2 separate regions of the Homo sapiens genome follow, and region 2 is linked to region 1. Evidence: chromatin loops called from intact Hi-C (ENCODE). Cell type or tissue: endothelial cell of umbilical vein. All regions are shown on one strand. Links, peaks and the distances in the headings refer to the core of each region. The heading gives the core; the rest is flanking DNA.

The links. A loop is a pair of places that touch in the nucleus more often than their neighbours do. Peaks named below come from ENCODE experiments on the same cell type or tissue, not always from the same donor. Only the 100,000 strongest peaks of a DNase experiment are listed, where the experiment ranks them.
Region 2: it touches region 1 in a loop (3-fold over the local background); 4 of 110 quality-filtered maps call a loop at or near these places.

The regions. Positions count from the first base shown.
Region 1 is chr5:69,237,405-69,240,325 of GRCh38, reverse strand. The region is part of intron 2 of CDK7 (cyclin dependent kinase 7); the gene reads right to left. Among named protein-coding and RNA genes, the nearest start is that of CDK7, 4.0 kb to the right of the region's middle. In endothelial cell of umbilical vein, for the core only: no CTCF peak of the experiment used is centred there; a DNase peak (open chromatin) is centred at 1,275; H3K27ac peaks cover 1,574 bases.
Region 2 is chr5:69,293,727-69,296,647 of GRCh38, reverse strand. It overlaps CCDC125 (coiled-coil domain containing 125), which reads left to right. Exons shown (of 12, transcript NM_176816.5): 9 at 1,748-1,855. Among named protein-coding and RNA genes, the nearest start is that of CCDC125, 38 kb to the left of the region's middle. In endothelial cell of umbilical vein, for the core only: no CTCF peak of the experiment used is centred there; a DNase peak (open chromatin) is centred at 1,357; H3K27ac peaks cover 1,080 bases.

The DNA of each region.
Region 1 (2,921 bases), core at 310-2,809:
TTCAAATTTTCCTGATTCACATTTCCCAACTGTCTCATAGAGTAGCCAAAATGATTTTGAAGAAGAAAAACAAGGTGTATGGAAGTTGACAGATTTTAAGACTTCTTAAAGTCACTGTAATATTTCAACAGCAATGGGAAAAAAAACAAACAAACCCACCACTGGAACAGAATAGTGTGCCCAGAAATTGGACCCAAGTTCCAATACTGGAACTTGGTATTGCAAGGGTATGGGGAATTTGGCATTACAACTCATTGGGAAAAGGACAGACTATTAATAGTACTGGGACAACTGAAGAAAAAATACTCAATCTTAGCCAGGCACAGTGTCTCATGCCTGTAATCCAAGCACTTTGGGAGACTGAGGCAGGAGGATGGCTTGAGGCCAGGAGTTCAAGACCAGCCTGGCCAATATAGAAAGACCCTGTCTCTATTGAAAAAAAAAAAAAATACTGGATCCTCATATCATACAACAAAGGAAAAACTTGTTGATGGAATAAAGATCTAAGTATTAAAATCAATATTTTAAAAATTTTACAAGTACAGAATTCTTTGTAATCCAGAAACAGGAAAGCACATAAAAAGGAAGCCTTTAAAGATTTCAAAAAAATTAACAAATTCAATCATATTAAAATTTAACTTTCAGTACCTCAAAGATACCATAAATAAACTAAAAGCCTTGCCAAAGACTGGGAAATGATATATGCAATGTGTATTTCTGACAAAGGATCAATATCCAGAATATAAAAGAATTCTGGCTGGTTGCTGTGGTTCACACCTGTAATCCCAGCTCTTTGGGAGGCCGATGCTGGAGGATTGCTTAAGGCCAGGAGTTTGATACCAGACTGGACAACAAAGTGAAACCTTGTCTCTATTAAAAAAAACAAAAAGTATGAATAAGTCCAATAAATCAATAGGACAAAAAAAGTACGTAATCCAACAGAAAACAGGAGAAAATCTAAGAAGCCAGTAAGTGTAAGAAAAGATGATGAACTTTACCAGTAATCAGAGAAATGTTAATTGAAACAATAAGTACATACCATTTTCAATCTACGTAATTGACAAACGTTTTAAAGTCTGACAATGCAAATGATGTTGAGAATGTGGTGGGACAGTAAACTGGTCCAATCATTCTGGAGAGCAATTTGACCATATCTGGTAAAGCTGATGGTTGTGATACTCTGAAGCATCAATTCATAATTTGTTTCAATTATAGATACATTCTCTAGAGAAACTCAAACCTGCATACAAGATGACTCACAGATGACTATCCAGAGAAGGAATGTATTAAAGGAAAACATTAAAAAGCAGCCTAAATGTTTATCAACGAGAGTTTGGATAGAAAATTTCAGTGTAGTCATATAATGGAATCTAATAATCAACGAGCATGAATCAACTGGATCTACATGTATCATACGATATAGAGGATTTCGGAAATAATGTTGACTCAGAATAACAAGTTGCAGGCTGGGTGTGGTGGCTCAAGCCTGTAATCTCAGCACTTTGGGAGGCCGAGGTGGGCAGATCAGTTGAGGTCAGCAGTTGAGAGGCTGCGGCAGGAGAACTGCTTGAGCCTGGGGAGGTGGAGGTTGCAGTGAGCCGAGATCACGCCACTGCACTCCAGCCTGTGCGACAGAGTGGGACCTTGTCTCAAAAAAAAAAATAAAATAAAAAAAAAAGAATAACAAGTTGCAGAAGAATATGCCAAATATACATATATAGCTTAAAGTATGCAATACTGGCTGAGTACAGGGGCTCACACCTGTAATCTCAGCACTTTGGGAGGCTAAGGTGGAAGGTTCACTTGAGCCCAGGAGTTGAAGACCAGTCTAGTCAACAGAGTGAGACCCTGTCTCTACAAGAAGAACAACAAATTTAGTGGGGCACGGTGGCATGCACCTGTACTCCTAGCTGGTTGGGAGGCTGAAGCAGATGGAATGCTTGAGACCAGGAGGTCAAGGCTTCAGTGAGCTATGATTGTACCACTACACTCCAGCCAGGGAAACACACAGCAAGTTGCTGTCTCAAAAAAAAAAAAAAAGGAAAAAAAAAGTATGCAATACTATATATTGTTTTGAGATACACAGATTTAAGACACACACTGAAAAATGAGATATAACCCAAAAGGCCATCAATAGGTGATTGGTTAAATAAATTGGGAAACAAATTCCACATAATCTTTTTAAAAGGATGAGATACATCAGTATTTCTAAAGTCCAAGACTCAACAGGTGAATGAGTACAGAGTAACTTATTTATTGATTCCTTCCCTTTTTATAAAATTAAACACATCCTAGCAAATGAACGGGAGTAGAAATTATGAGTGTTGGAATAAGGTCTACAACACCAAATCCTCAATGTTCATAGTAGAAAGTATAGACAACGTCTAAAACTGGGGGAGAAAAAACACCTCAAGAAATAGGCCAGGCATAGTGACTCACACGTGTAATCCCAGCAATTAGGGAGGCCTAGGCAAGGACAATCACTTGAGGCCAGGAGACTAGCAGGGGCACCATGCCTGGCTAATTTTTGTATTTTAGTAGAGACAGGGGTTTCGCCATGTTGACCAGGCTGGTCTTGAACTCCTGACCTCAGGTGATCCGCCTGCCTCGAGCTCCCAAAGTGCTGGTATTACAAACATGAGCCACCGCGCCCAGCTGAAAGGCCAATACATTTTTAACAGTGTCTACAAATGTACTAGCCATGGCCCTAGGTACAGTGTGAATGGAATTAAACAGACAATAAACTCATAGATAGGAGGATTTCAAATTTCGACAAATGCCACATCGATGACAGAAATATAGCAAAGCATAGGGAAGGAGGGAGGCATACATGTAGCTGGAATGAACAAAGGCCTCTATGGAGGAGACATTTGAGTGAAGCCTGGATGATAAGGAATCAGCCATGCCATGTTCTAGACGGA
Region 2 (2,921 bases), core at 133-2,632, 56 kb before region 1:
AAGTAAAATTATTATACTACTTTTCTTCCAACTACAGTGGTCAACCAAGTATAAAAATAAAGGAATCAGAATCTAGTTTATTATTTATTTATTTTTGAGACAGAGTTTTGCTCTTGTTGCCCAGGCTGGAGTGCAAGGCATGATTTCAGCTCACTGCAACCTCTGCCTCCCAGGTTCAAGTGATTCTCCTACCTCAGCCTCCCAAGTAGCTGGGATTACAGGCATGAGCCACCACACCCAGCTAATTTTTGTATTTTCAGTAGAGATGGGATTTCACCATGTTGGTCCGGCTGGTTTCGAACTCCTGACTTCAGATCATCCACCTGCCTTGGCTTGCCAAAGTGCTGGGATTACAGGCATGAGCCACCGCGCCTGGCCAGAATCTAGTTTAAAGAGTTTATTCAAGTACAAAAGTTGAGGATGGATCACCCAAGGAGCCACAGATTCCAAAGAAGTCAGTGTTTTAGGCCGGGTGCGATGGCTCATGCCTGTAATCCCAGCACTTTGGGAGGCTGAGGCGGGCAGATCACGAGGTCAGGAGATCGAGACCATCCTGGCTAGCACGGTGAAACTCTGTCTCTACTTTAAAAATACAAAAAAATTAGCCGGGCGTGGTGGCGCCTGTAGTCCCAGCTACTCGGGAGGCTGAGGCAGGACAATGGCGTGAACCCAGGAGGCAGAGCTTGCAGTGAGCCGAGATCGCGCCACTGCACTCCAGCCTGGGTGACAGAGCGAGACTCCATCTCAAAAAAAAAAAAAAAGAAGTCAGTGTTCTAAAGTGTAGAAGTTTGTGCTGGCTTATATGGACAATGTTTAGGGAAGTATGGACAATGTTTAGGGAAGTTTAACAGAATTTCAACATCTTTTGATGGTATGGTTTAGTGCATAGTTACAGAGATATTAGTTGAGGTGATCGTTTTCTTTTGGGGAAGGTATATTTAACATTCCACACTGAAGATGTAACAGCCATGGGGTTCTTTTCGAAGTCATCTGCTCTGAGTTAGGTATAAGAAGATAAGACAGCTAATCTGTAACGGAGGTCAGTGATGGAAGCAGAAAGGTCTGGTCTCTGGTCTCTCCTCCTCATTTACAGAACAAGAGCAACGAGGAAGAGGGTTACTCTCTAATCTAGAAGCAGCATTTCAAACATGCTACCTGACTGAGTCTCCAGGGCTTAACTTCACCCTTGGCATAAGTTTGGATGGTGCTGAAGTTTTATTCTTTTACACAGGAATCAATCGTATTTTTTTATTTTTTTTAGGAGTGGAGGGATGACTGTTTTTCTCATTATATATTACAATTCCCTCGTCATTTCTGAGTAGATGACTCAGCTTAGAGGAAACTGGCAGTAGTGAATGCCGGGCATCAGGGCCACACTGTTACAGGAAAGGTATGCTGTGGATGTTAGCGTTAACCATATTGTTAGGCTAAACTCCTGCCAAGGACTCAGACCTATAGGAGAGTGGCGCCAGGATTAAAGGTTTTAAGAGTGAGATGAAGGAAGGTAAAATTCCCTTTTGTTTGTGTTCCAAGTCATGACATTCTTTTTGTCGTTTGTAGTTAATTTCTATTTGTATTCTGAGATCCCAGTCTCAGCTTTCTTCTATTTTGTTTTTCCTTTCCAGTTTTTTTGGATCAGATGCCTGAGTAGTAGTGTGCATGGGTATGTGTGTAAATGCCCCTGTGTTTGTGTGCAGCTAAAACAGTGTGACACTTAATAACAGGAGCAATGCTTTTCAATTTAAAGCTTGCGGTCCTCGGAGCCTGCCTTTGTCATGGGCCCGGAGGGAACCCCTGTTCTTGTGCCAGAATGGCAGCATCCACTCGGAAACTGCTTCTTCAGCTCAAACAAGAGGTATTGCGTTATCACAACAGCAAAAGCTTTAGTTTTGTTTCTCTGTTAATAGTAGAATAAATGGAAATGTTTGCAATAATTAACTTCATTTTAGTAGTTATTGCCTATGGAACTTATGCTTAGTTTTTATGTGATAGCATCAACTTATCAACTGGATTTTGTTTACCTGGTTCCAAAATACAAATATTAATAGTACTTGGGGCAGGGTGCGGTGGCTCACGCCTGTAATCCCAGCACTTTGGGAGGCTAAGGCAGGCAGATCACCTGAGGTCAGGAGTTTAAGACCAGCCTGGCCAACATGGTAAAACCACGTCTCTACTAGCCAGGCATGGTGGCGGTCACCTGTAATCTTAGCTACTTGGGAGGCTGAGGCAGGAGAATCGCTTGAATCCGGGAGGCGGAGGTTGCAGTGAGCCGAGATTACACCACTGCACTCCAGCCTAGGCAACAAGAGTGAAACTCCATCTCCAAGAAAAAAAAAAAAAGTACTTGGCATGATATTTGAAGCTACCTAAAGTCATTTGCCTAAGTTCATAATTAATATTCCTAAAATTTATATGTTCTCATCTATACATGTCCCTAAAATTACTATATAATAGAAGGAAAATGTACATTTATGCTTAAAATCACTAGGATCAGCAACACTGATTAATGGAGAGATAAGCATGGAATGTATTTGAACAGCAGCAAGGCACAGTGAAAGGAACCTTTGTCCCAGCCAGACCTAGGTTTGCATCTTTGCTCCACCATTTACTAGCTGTGTGGCTTTGGACGGGGTAGGTCTTAGTTTTCCTACTATATTAAGTGGAGGGTAATAACTACCTTGGATGATTGTTGTGAGGAAATAGACATAAAATGTTTAGCACAGCACCATGAACATGCCAGACATTAATTCAAATGATAGCTGCCATTATATTTGGTCTTTACTTACAAATACAGTAGTACATGGACCATAATTCTAAAATGTTTTACCTTTATTGAAGGTATGGAATTTAAAGTCCTTAGGTGTGGCAAACCACCATGGCACACATTTACCTAGGTAACAAACCTGCATCCTGCACCTGTA